Linked DNA regions of Homo sapiens: region 1 is linked to region 2. Evidence: chromatin contacts called from ENCODE Hi-C data. All regions are on one chromosome and are shown on one strand. Each heading gives the region's core, a stretch centred on a gene start or an enhancer-like site at or near the end of the contact. The rest is flanking DNA. Distances are from core to core; before and after follow the strand shown. Region 1 overlaps RNGTT (RNA guanylyltransferase and 5'-phosphatase). Region 2 holds the start of ORC3 (origin recognition complex subunit 3).

Region 1 (6,195 bases), core at 2,313-4,812, 1.2 Mb after region 2:
ATTCAGAAATTCAATTTAGAAAATAATCACTGAATACACTCCAGTGCCCGGTACACAGAAAGGAATAAATGAACTAACGCTCAACCAAGAAGGGGATAGTCAAGTACACAAGGCAAGCCTCAGAGCTATTATACTTTCGTCGAAAGGTGTCTATTGCTCCAGGTAGTTTTTGACCATCTGAAATTATGTATATTTTAAGTAAAAATTCCTCAGATTTTGTTTGATGAAACTGACATATTTGAATAATACAGAGACCCTTTAAAAAACACAGAATGTTCCACATTTGGGATTTGTTTAATGCTTCCTCATTATCAGATTAGAGCTAGATACCCATAGTCAGAATGCTAGGTATAGTACTGAACTAGTACATAATGTTCATTTTATCCTCACTGCTGATGTTAACTCTGATAAGCTAGTAAGGGGTTGTCCAATTTCTCAACTCTCTAGTCTATTATTTTGCCCTTGCAAGTTATAAGCAATCCACAGAAAGACATTTACAACCATGAAAATATCTTATAAAAATTTCCCTCCCAGACTTAGCATCCATTGATTATTCTTTTTTATTTATTTTTGCTGTATTTTATTTATTTATTTTTTTATTATACTTTAAGTTCTGGGGTACATGTGCACAATGTGCAGGTTTGTTACATATGTATACATGTGCCATGTTGGTGTGCTTCACCCATTAACTCCATTGATTATTCTCACTAGAGCTGATCTTTACTATGGTGGTGGCAAAATAATTTTCCAAATCCAGGACTCAGAACATTTACCAATCAGCATTCTGCTAAAAGCTAAACCATCTCTTCTGCTCATTTATTACCAGTATGGCAGTATGGACTCATAGATTCCTATTTTTAGCAAAGTTCATAATTCATTACTGTCCTTCTGGTGTCCACACTATATCCCAGATCTGGCCAGTGGGAGCACCTTCAAGTTGGCTCCTGCATCCTTTCGACATACATTGTTTTTGTTGGGTTGGGGATGTACTTTCTTACTTTCTGGCATAAGAAGGTATTCTATGCCTATCCTGCATCCTCCCTACCCGGCTCTAGAATAAGACATTTCTCTGAAGATCTCTGGTTCTTTTTGGTGAGGAATGGTGTTAGACACCAAAATCTTCGTGCTGGATATGCTTATTATTACCAGGGTGCCTCTGCTTATAGGTCCTGTCAGTGGACAGAGCTAGGAAATGAGTTTATGTGTATCACATATTACATACACAAACACAATCATGTATATGTATTCATATACATGCACATACATGTGAACATATATATTCAAATATTTTAAAAATTCTAATCCATCTCACAGAGTTCTTCACTGCCTTCCTCCATTTCATATTTGTATCTTTCTCCTTCCTCACTGAGAACCCTGACTCCCAACATCAGTACCCATTTGCTCAATCCTACAACACTTCTAAAGTAGTTTGGCGTTTCACAACCATAATTACAGCAAAAAACAAACCTAATAAAAAAGGAGTTCAAGATTTGTTTGCAGTTCTTCCCATCTCATCTCTCATGAGGGTCTGCATTCAAATCCTATGTTCCTAAGTTACTTCATTTTCCCCCCCACCAACTTCAATGTGATTCAAAGTAGGAATTTAACTAATATTTAATCTATATAATATCCACCAGGTAACAAGCTTTTTATAACATAAAAGGTAACTTAGAGAAATTGCAATTAATGAAAATATATATTAATTGAGAAAAATCACATAAGCGAAAGGTACTAATGTAAAGAATAGTGTTAAAATGAATATGAAAATTAAATTCCAAAGAATCAAATTATAAAACAAAGGTGATATATACTTCTATTTAGTAAATTAACAAGTAAAAATAAGTAATTTGACTCCAGTGAGGTCATAAGTAGATGTTTTAAAGCCACATGCTCCTTTTCTCCTACTAGTTACTTGTAGACACTTTGATTATGATGTTGGTTTTTGGTAAGCGGCCTGGGAAAGATTTTCTGCTGAATGCAGGAAGGATGAAATAACAGAGGAAACAAGAGTTACTAATACCCAAGAGATAACCAGGCAAAGGAACTGAAAAGAGTTCAGTCACAGCTCCTCCTTGCCTCTCCTAGGCACACTGGAAGTAAAACATAATCAAGAATGTTAACAGTAGTAACCATTCAAAGACTGAAAGCCAACGAAGCATTTGTCTTAAAATATGTTTGGGTGATGAGAATATTTTCAAATAAGAAAGCAGTTACTATGGGTCATTTGCTAAATAATAAAAATAGCTATATTATACATAAAAAAATACAACCAGCTACATACCAAATAGCTTAGTCATTAAGCATACTATAATAATAGTGATTACATTAGTGTTTTATGTCTATTTCTTTAAAATAATTTTTAAATAAAATATAAATGAAAGAATTAAACATTTCATTTTGTGAAAGAGGCAGAGGGTAGAAAACAGAAAAATGCTGCTCAGCAAAGTAGTAAGACTTTTTCCCCCATACTTAATCCTTCCTTATATAAGAACAGTTCTTCAACATTCAGAAAAATATTTTACCACCACAATTTCCTTCTCAAAAAGAGTAACACTAATTCAAATAAGCATGAGAAAACGATTTTTTTTTTTTTTTCCCAGAGATGAGATCTTGCTGTATTGCACAGGCTGGATTCAAACTCCTAGGGCTCAAGCAATCCTCCTGCCTCAGCTTCCAAACCCAGCTCATTCTATTTTTTTTTTTAATGAATTGAAGCAAAAGAAATACACACACACACACACACACACACACACACACACATACACTCTAGTCAGCAGAGTAAAAAGACTTTTCCGATAGGAAGTAAAGGAGACCATGCAGTCAATTCTATATATTCCATTCTGCTTGCTAGGAAGCTAGCATTTCTCAGTTTTAAATGTGCAGACCTTACCTGGTTAACAAACCAGAACCTTCTGGCCAGGCATGTTGGCTCACACCTGTAATCCCAGCACTTTGGGAGGCCGAGGCACGTGGATCACTTGAGGTCAGGAGTTTGCGACCAGCCTGGCCAACACTGTGAAACCCCACCCCTATTAAAATTATAAAAAATCAGCCCAGCATGGTGGCAGGCACCTGTAATCCCAGCTACTCTGGAGGCTGAAGCAGGAGAATCGCTTGAACCCGGGAGGTGGACGGTACAGTGAGCTGAGATTGCACCACTGCACTCCAGCCTGGGCAACAGAGTAAGTCTCTATCTCAAAACAAACAAACAACAACAAAAATACCTAAGCCTCCCAATACAAGTGGGAGGCCAGATCCCCTTAAAGAAGGTATTGCAATACTACTACAACCATGTACAGTACTGTAAATCCACAGTTGGCAAACTATAGTCTACAGGCCACATCTGGCCTCACACCTGTTTTTGTAAATAAAGTTTCACTGTGACACAGTCATGCTCACTCATACACATATTGTCTAGCTTTGATTTAGCACCACAATGGTAGACTTGAGTAGTTGAGATACATAGGCAACAAACCCTAAAATATTGACTATCTGGCCTTTCATAGAAAAAAAGTGCTGACCCTTGCTGTAAATCTTCCAACAGTTTTTCAAAGGATGAGCAGCATTTGCTAAAGTGATTGTTCTGGTAATCCCCGATGGGTAATCCCCTAGTGGTCGTGTCTGTTTAAAGTAAGTGTCTGGTAACCCCCTAGTGGTACGGATGTTCTTTCTTTCAAAAGAAAAATCTAATAAAAAAATTATAATCCAAAAGAAAGAACACCCAGACCACTAGGGGATTACCAGACACTTACTTTAAACAGACACGAATTGCCAGGAACCCAAAATGCCACTGCAGTCCGTAAGTTAAATGGAGAGCTTAGGGTAATCAGGTGATAAATGGATTACTGGCTCAAGTTTAAATCTAAGTGTGACGGTATGTCCACAAATACAACCTGCGGTTATTTTCCAGTTACTGGATGTATAACTGGAAGAGAAATACTTGGAAAACGAATTTCCACATTGGCTGTCTGACCCACGGAATAAGGGTCATTATGCTAGGAAAGGCCAAATAAAAGCCCCTTCAACCAGCCTTCCCTACCAGGGAAATAAACCAAAAGCAGTAACATATCTCCAAGGGAAATACAAAAATTAGTACCACCATCAGAGATTTAGAATGATTTTTGATTATCATAAATTTAATCATGTTAAACCAAGTGCAGCTGCCATTTCAGATGTGCTGTCTTTAACGAAACCAATCAATGTAGCCTCTAAAATCTTATATACAAGTTGGCAAATACTTTTTTCTCTGTACCAATCTGTGGTACTATCAGAAGACATCTGCCTTTGCCTAGAATGACCAATAGTATATCTTGCAGCCACAGCATACTGCTTTTCTGCTCTCTGCCACAGTAGAATCTACAGAGACAGTGGTCTTTTTAAAAAATAGTAAATATATATTTAGTATTTATTATGTAACATGCAGTAGTTTAAAGGACTTACATGTATTATGTCATTAAAGTCCCACACGAGGTAGGCACTATTATCCACATAATGAAGTTACAGAAACACAAGCAACAGAGAGAGAACCTGAGTAAAGAGTGGCAGAGCTTGAATTGAAATCCAGCTGGCATAATATCCAGAGTCTCTTTGCTTAAGAGGATCCACTACAGTCGTCTAAATGAAAGGTATTTTCTTTTTCCTTTTTTTTAAGGAAGGGTCTCACTCTGTCACTCAGGCTGGAGTGCAGTGGCCCCACCACAGCTCACTGTAGCCCCAACCTCCCCAGGCTCAGGTGTTCCTCCCACCTTAGCCTCCAAGTAGCTGGGACTACAGGCATGTGCCATCATGGCCAGCTTTTTTTTTTTTTTTTTTTTTTTTTTGTATTTCTTGTTAGAAATGGGGTTTCACCAGGTTGCCCAGGCTGGTCTCAAACTCCTGGACTCAAGCACTATGCCCACCTCAGACATCTCAAAGTGCTGGGACTACAGGAGTGAGGCACTGTGCCTGGTGGAAGAGTTATTTTGTTTGCGTATTTATCCATGTGTCAGTTGATAAATATTTGGGGTTGTTTCCACCCTTTGGCTATTATGAATAATGCTGATAAGAAGATTTACGTACAAGTTTTGTGTGGGCATATGTTTTCATTTCTCTTGGGTATATACTTGAGAGTGGAATTGCTGAGTCACATGGTAAGTCTATCTTAAACATTTTGAGGAACTATGTAACTGTTTGCCACACTGGCTGCACCAACTTACAATCTCAACATCCATGTGTAAGGACTCCAATTTCTGTCTCTCACTTGTTATCGTCTTTCTAATTTTTTTCAGAGACAGTGGTCACTCTGACACTACACAGAACAAATCACTGATCAACAATGCTGATGATTTTGTACTTATTAAGAGTGATAAAGAGGAAGTATAAAGTTCTTTAGACATCTTGCTAAGACACATGTAAGACAGAAGACATAAAACCCACAAAAATTAAGAGCCCATTGCCTAAGTAAGATTTCTAGGGGTCCAATGGTTGGAAGCCTATCAGGATAGCTTCTCCAAGGTGTCAGAGACAAGTTACTCTACTTGCACTATCAGTGGATACTAAAAAGGACGTTACAAAGATTAACAATCACTGTGGATTTTGAAGCAGTACTCCAACTCATTGACCAAGGAACCTGTTAGGCTACCATTTTTAAGTTGAAATCAGAACAAAAGATGGCTCTGCAGCAAGTTCATGCTATAGTATAAGCTGCTCTGCCACTTGGGCCTTATAACCCAGTATATCAATTGTCTGGAGCCTCTGAATCCTTCCTCCAAGATCTTGTGGCAAGAATGACAGCTGGGCAGCAACTGGCTTCTTATGAACCCTATAAGGCCTCCTCCAATCTTCTAAATTTTAATAATCTACCCTCATTTCTTCATTACCCCAGTTCGCTGCATGGTAGACGCTTCCTGCAGTGCTTGCTTCCTCTGCAAGACTTTTTCATCTCTTCAGTTCTTTCGTAACAGACAATTCTTCAACTAAATTCATTCTGTTAAAATATTTGCTGTGTTTCTGTTTTTAATTAAATCCAAACTGGTATGTCTATTAACATCACACAACTATGTGTGAATGTAAAATCAAACAACAAATGTAGATGCTAGGTCTGAGTTCAACCTCAAAGCTCTAGGAAATCTTGTATCTCAACAGACTAGACCAATTTCTAAAAGATACTATTAGAGATTTTTAGAATACTATTAGCAACTTTCCTGGAAACACATA
Region 2 (5,985 bases), core at 2,308-4,807:
TCTGAGGCCATTTCAGGGCAGAAACTATTTTCCGTTCACTTTTAGCCTTGGGACTGATGACAGTGCTTAGAAAACTGTCGACTAATTAATCAAAGTTAGCTAAATGCATTTGCCATTGCACGTTACACATTCCTTCATTCCTAAACTATTATAGCAAAACGATGCTCATTCGCAAAGGTATTAAATACAGGCTGGGTATCCTTGGGACCACAAGTGTTTCAACTTTTGAATTTTTTCAGATTTTGGAATATTGGCTTTATACTTACCTGTTGAGCATCCCTAAACTGAAAATCTGTGGGGTTGGTTATTTATTTATTTATTTATTTATTTATTTATTTATTTATTTTTTGAGACAGGGTCTTGCTTTACCACCCACGCTGGAGTTCAGTGGCACAATCTTGGCTCATTGCAACCTCCACCTCTCAGGTTCAAGTGATCCTTCCACCTCAGCCTCCCAAGTATCTGGGATTACAGGAGGGTGCCACCATGCCCAACTAATTTTCTAATTAGTTTCCCAGGCTGGTCTTGAACTCTTGGGCTCAAGTGATCTGCCTGTCTCAGTCTCTCCAAGTGCTGGGGTTATAGGCATGAGCCACCATACCCAGCTCCTAATCTGAAAATCTGGAATTCTCCAATGAACATTTCCAATTTCCAATTGAGCTCCAATGAACTCAATGAACATTGAGTCTCATGTCAGCACTCAAAAAGTTTCAAATTTTGGAGCATTTCAGATTTCCAGCTTAGGGATGCTCAAACTGTACGGAACATGTTTTTTCTTTGCTCTTTTTTCCCCATGTCCTAACGTATTGAAAATATTATTATTTATCCTCAAGTTTCAGATCATTCCCCAATGACTCTATATTCAGAGAAATACATATATATCTGCATAATTTACACTGCTGTATAAATCCATTAGATTCTGTTCAATGATTGGACTGTGCTTCTTGCTTTCACAAAGAGCACAGTATATAGGAAAGATCTAATTTTAAAGTTAGAGTTCTGTTCATAAACCAACTCTACAATGTATTGATGATGTGGCTTTGGGTAAGTTATTTAATCTCTGTGGATCTCAACTGACTCAATTATATAATAAGGTTAATACTTCTATATCACAGGGTTGCCATGAGCTTAAATGTGAATGTGTAGTAACTAGCACAAATATATACTCAATATATTAGTTCTTGTTTCTCCAACTTATCTTTTTCTTTTTTTTGAGACAGGGACTCACTTTGTCCCCCAGGCTGAAGTGCAGCGGTGCAATCAAAGCTTGCTAGTTTCAGCCACCTGGGCCCAAACGATCCTCCCACCTCAGCTTCCCAAGCAGCTGGGACCACAGGTGTGTGCCACTACACCTAAGTTTTGTTTTTTATTTCTTTATAGAGATGGGGGTCTCCCTATGTTGCCCAGGCTGGTCTTGAACGTCTCAGTTCAAGGGATCCTCCCACCTCGGCCTCTCAAAGTTCTGGGATTACAAGTGTGAGCCACCATGCCTGGTCCAATTTACAGTCTTTACAAAGAACACAGCCTTTGCAAAACTAAACACAATTTGTTTCTCATCATGGCACTATCTTTACTTAAGGGCTAAGAATGGAAAACGTCCACCCTTACACACAGCTTAGATACTAAGGTCCAAAACTACCTTCCCTGATATGGTTTACTGTCTACATTAACATGAATTTATTATTTTTTGTCTTCATTAGCATAACTTTACTGTTCTAGAAGACTTCTGCCCAAATAACTTAATCATTCATTATAAGAACTTCATGAGAAATCTATTAGCTTTTCACGTTTTTTATTTTTATTTTTTGTTTACAGGGTCTCGCTCTGTCACCCACCCTGGAGTGCAGTGGCACAATCATAGCTCACTGTAGCTTCAAACTCGTGGGTCCGTCCAAGTGATCCTCCAGACTCAGCCTTTCAAGCAGCTAGGACTACAGAGGTGCACCATCATGCCTGGCTACTTTTTAAAAAAAATTTTGTTGAGACGGGGTCTACCTATGTTGTCCACGCTGGTCTCGAACTCCTGGGCTCAAGCCATCCTCCCACCTTGGCCTCCCAAAGTGCTGGGATTATAGGCATGAACCACATGCCAGGCCTATTAGTTCTTCCAATAGAAAACCTCAATAGTTTATGCCTTAAGGCTTCTTGCACTCTTTGCTTTTCCTATCAATCTTAAACCGCTGTATCAGATCAGAGTCCAACCCTAATCAAGCCATCTTCCTCCAACACCCTCCTACCCTCTCCCTCTGAAAGACCAGCCTTAAGCCATACCCATCAGTAAAATCTGACCTTGCTTTCCCAGTTTAATACACTACCAAAGCTCTCAGTGGTGTTCTTCCTTATCCCAGTGAGCAATAAATTCAGCTGTCTTAACAAAATGTCATGTTGGTGATATTTGGCGAATTATCACCGGACAGGGCAGTACATCTATAAACATAAAGACAAGGCAGAGGGATTTCCCCACAAATGTCTAGAAATACTGTAAAAATGAGCCAAGATAAATTATACACCAGGCTAATTACGTCCACTAGTACATCCATTAATCAGAAGGAAATGGGTTAGCCAAGACCACAATAGAAAGTTTCCTTGCAAGGGTGGCCAATGAGTCTTAAAAATTCTTTTTGATTAATTCCACATTTATACTGCAATTTTGCCCAGCGCGGTGGCTCAGGCCTGTAATCCCGGCTCTTAGGGAAGCAGAGGAGGGAGGACAGCTTGAGCCCAGGAGTTTGAGGCCTGCCTGGGCAATACGGCGAGACCCCGTTCTCCACAAAAAGGAAAAACAAAACAAAGCAATTATATTGCAATTTTGTAAGCCCTTCCTCACAACAGAGCTGTTCAAATACGACCCTGAACCAAGAAAAACTGAGTCTCAGATAGCTCTTATATCTTTGGGCGTTACCAAAAACAATTCTAGGGTAGGCTGCCTAAGTGACTGCAAGAGAAATAAGCAGCTTTAAAATGAGGTCCTTCTGAAGAACAATCCAGATCCATCATCAATGTCACTAAAGTGTAAAGAACACTAACTTCTATGGGGTCTAATCATGGTCTAATGACTTGCCGCCACCCAGGTAAAGCATTCATAGCTGTGGGGTGGGAAGGAGAGAAGAAAGCACCAGGTACCTTTCAAAGTTTACTTTTCACCGAGACAAACTGATCCCAGCCGACGCTCCACAGGACTTCTGAAGCTCCACCAGCTCCAGAGAAGGGGGAGGAGGTGGTAGAAACTAACAGGATTCCGTGGGACCCACCCTCCAGCTGACTGAGGACTGGCCCGCAGCGGTGAAAGGCCTTTGGGGTCCCTAGCTCCTCAGGGACTCCTCTGCGCGCTCCGGGATCCATACCTGGCAAGCAATAGCGCGGCGAAAGCCGCACGCCATGTCCACCTCTACGGAAGTGCGCCGCAGTCCGCCAGTTCCGGCCTCGCCCCACCTCCTTATACGACCCGCCTCCCCGCGCCGGAAACCCGCCCCGGAGGGTGATGCCAGCCAATCAAGGAGCCGTGTGGCTCGCCACTAACCTCTGCCCTGCAGCCGCGAGGGCGCGCGGGAAATCCCGAGTGCATCTGGAATACGCAGAGTCAGTAAGACCATGGCTACGTCCTCGATGTCTAAGGTATGTGGTGGCCGATGCGCACTGTGGCTCTACCGCTGCCTCATTCCCCTTTGAAGAAGGGATGAAGCCGAGGTTACGTAGGCATCCCTTCCCTGGCTGGAGAGGAGGGAGGGAGCGGCGTACTGAGCTGAGGCGTCCTTGCTCCAGATCAGTTGAGGCCAACTTTGCTTGGGGAGCGAGGACGCGGATCTGCCTTGTGGTATGGCTAGGAGGATTTTTAAGTTCTGGTTGGTGGAGGTCGGATGTCCTGATGATGTGGCCCAGTCTCTCATTTTTCCATCTCACAAATACTGTGCGCCAAGCACTCCGTTAGGTACCAAGATGCAGTGGTAAACAAAACAGATTCAGTTTCTGCAGTCAAGAAAGTCGGTAAACATAGATAAACTGACGATCACAAATTTTAAGTGTTAGCAAGGAAAAGAGTTCTAGGCAGACAACAGAAGAGTGGGAAGAACCTAATATAGGTTGTCGGGGGTTAGCGGAGGCTTTTTGGAGAAAGTGACCCTTTCGCTGAGACCTGAAAAATGAGTAGAAGTTAGGTTAAGGATTAGGGCGAGGAGGGCAGAGAGAACAGCATGTTTCTTCGGCCCAGAAGATAGAAATAAAATGGCATATTAGAGGAATTTAAAAATCATAATCAGAAAGTAGACAAAGAGTGGGAGCGTCATGAAAAATGAGAATGAAAAAGTAATGTGGATGCGGGTGTGTGTGGTGGGATATCTTATAGACCTCCTCATGTTGGCTACCTAGATGGCAAGAAATTGCAAGACATAGTGTAGTTGGTAAGAAGATAAGCCCTAGAGCTGTATTGTCCAATGTGTTAGTCACTCACCACATGTGGCTATTTAAATTTGAGTTAAAATAAAGTAAGATTAAATAAAAATTCAGTTTCTCCGTTGCACTAACCACATTTCAAGTGCTCAATCATCACATGTGGCTGCAGCTACCATTTTAGATAGTGCAGATATAGGACATTTCTATCATTACAGAAAGTTCTGTTGGACAGCGCTGTTCTGGACCACAAAAAGTAAGACCTTGAGTTCTATTGTAAGTGCAGCGGGAAGCCCCTGAAGTTAAGCTGTCTGAGAAAGCTGAAAAATGCACATGAAGAAGCTACATTCTCCCTATGTTAAAACAATGGATTGATGAAGAAGGCTATGTCATGGATCTGATTTTTTATTTTGATTAAAACGGTTTATGAGAAGCAGTGCTTTTAAAGACTACATCTCAAGGAAAAAGGACAAGCCCTGGGGTTTAAGGTTATGCTAGTAGAGATTCAAAGGTAGTATTTTTATTAGAAATGGTACTGGTTTTATTTTGTCCTGGTTATAATGTTCTGTAGGTTTTGAATGGTCTATCCCTTAATCCTGTTGATTGCATAAGCACCTCTTATTTTTATGTATCTTGCAGAAAGTAAGATTTTTCAGGAAAGCATTTTTGGTATTATAACAAATGTCTGTATTGGGATGAGACCTTACATGAATAAGAAGCTTTAAGAACTATTTCATGAATTTATGGAACTGCAAGCTTTTTTTCTTTTTCTTTTCTTTTTTTTCTTGAGACAGAGTCTTGCTCTGTTACCAGGCTGGAGTGCAGTGGCGCGATCTCGGCTCACTGCAACCTCCACCTCCCCGATTCAAGCTATTCTCCCACCTCAGCCTCCCGGGCAGTTGGGATTACAGACATGCCCCACTACACCCAGCTAATTTTGTATTTTTAGAAGAGACAGGGTTTCACCATGTTGGCCAGGCGGGTCTCGAACTCCTGACCTCGAGTGATCCGCCAGCCTCGGCCTCCCAAAGTGCTAGGATTACAGGCGTGAGCCACCACGCCCGGTCCTTAAACATATCAAAACATTTTAGTGTCTCTTTCATCGTGAAATTTTCTGGCTGTTGGCCTTCCTCTATCTCAAACACCATCACTTGACCAGCAGTTCCAAATGGTTAACCATGTTACTACCACTGCCCTATATTAAGATCCTTTCTGATCACTCCTCATGTCTTGCTCCTTTGAAGCTCCTTTTTCCTTTACTGAATTGCAGGTGGATTTGGAAAGGAGGTAATGACAGGTTTGTCATGGTATCACATGATTTTTCTAAATATGTATGTGATTTCGCACACTTCTGCTAGTTGCAGATATAAGAATATAAGGCACAGGGCTGTGTGCAGTGGCTCATGCCTGTAATCCCAACACTTTGGGAGGCCGAGGTGGGTGGATCATCTGAGGTCAGGAGTTCGAGACCAACCTGACCAACATGGTGAAACCACATCTGTACTAAAATACAAAATTAGCCTGGCATGTTGGTGGGCGCCTGTAATCCCAGCCTCTCAGGAGGCTGAGGCAGGAGAATCGCCTGAACCCGGGAGGTAG

What was found. A loop is a pair of places that touch in the nucleus more often than their neighbours do. Pooled maps may share reads with other maps.
Region 1: a pooled map shows a loop between it and region 2 (3-fold over the local background). The contact joins the enhancer-like site here to the promoter of ORC3 in region 2. A Hi-C loop is called at or near these places in 2 of 50 pooled maps.

Annotation. Positions count from the first base shown.
Region 1 is chr6:88,758,294-88,764,488 of GRCh38, forward strand. All of the region lies in intron 13 of RNGTT (RNA guanylyltransferase and 5'-phosphatase), which reads right to left. Among named protein-coding and RNA genes, the nearest start is that of RNGTT, 200 kb to the right of the region's middle. Within about 2 kb of position 3,563, at least 3 of the 41 ENCODE cell types and tissues checked have a DNase peak (open chromatin) inside an H3K27ac peak, as active enhancers do.
Region 2 is chr6:87,586,578-87,592,562 of GRCh38, forward strand. ORC3 (origin recognition complex subunit 3) reads left to right here and starts at 3,558. Exons shown (of 20, transcript NM_012381.4): 1 at 3,558-3,615. The coding sequence starts at 3,592. RARS2 (arginyl-tRNA synthetase 2, mitochondrial) reads right to left here and starts at 3,410. Exons shown (of 20, transcript NM_020320.5): 1 at 3,345-3,410. The coding sequence starts at 3,380. RefSeq lists enhancers at 2,540-3,501, 3,265-3,494, 4,875-5,375, 5,376-5,876.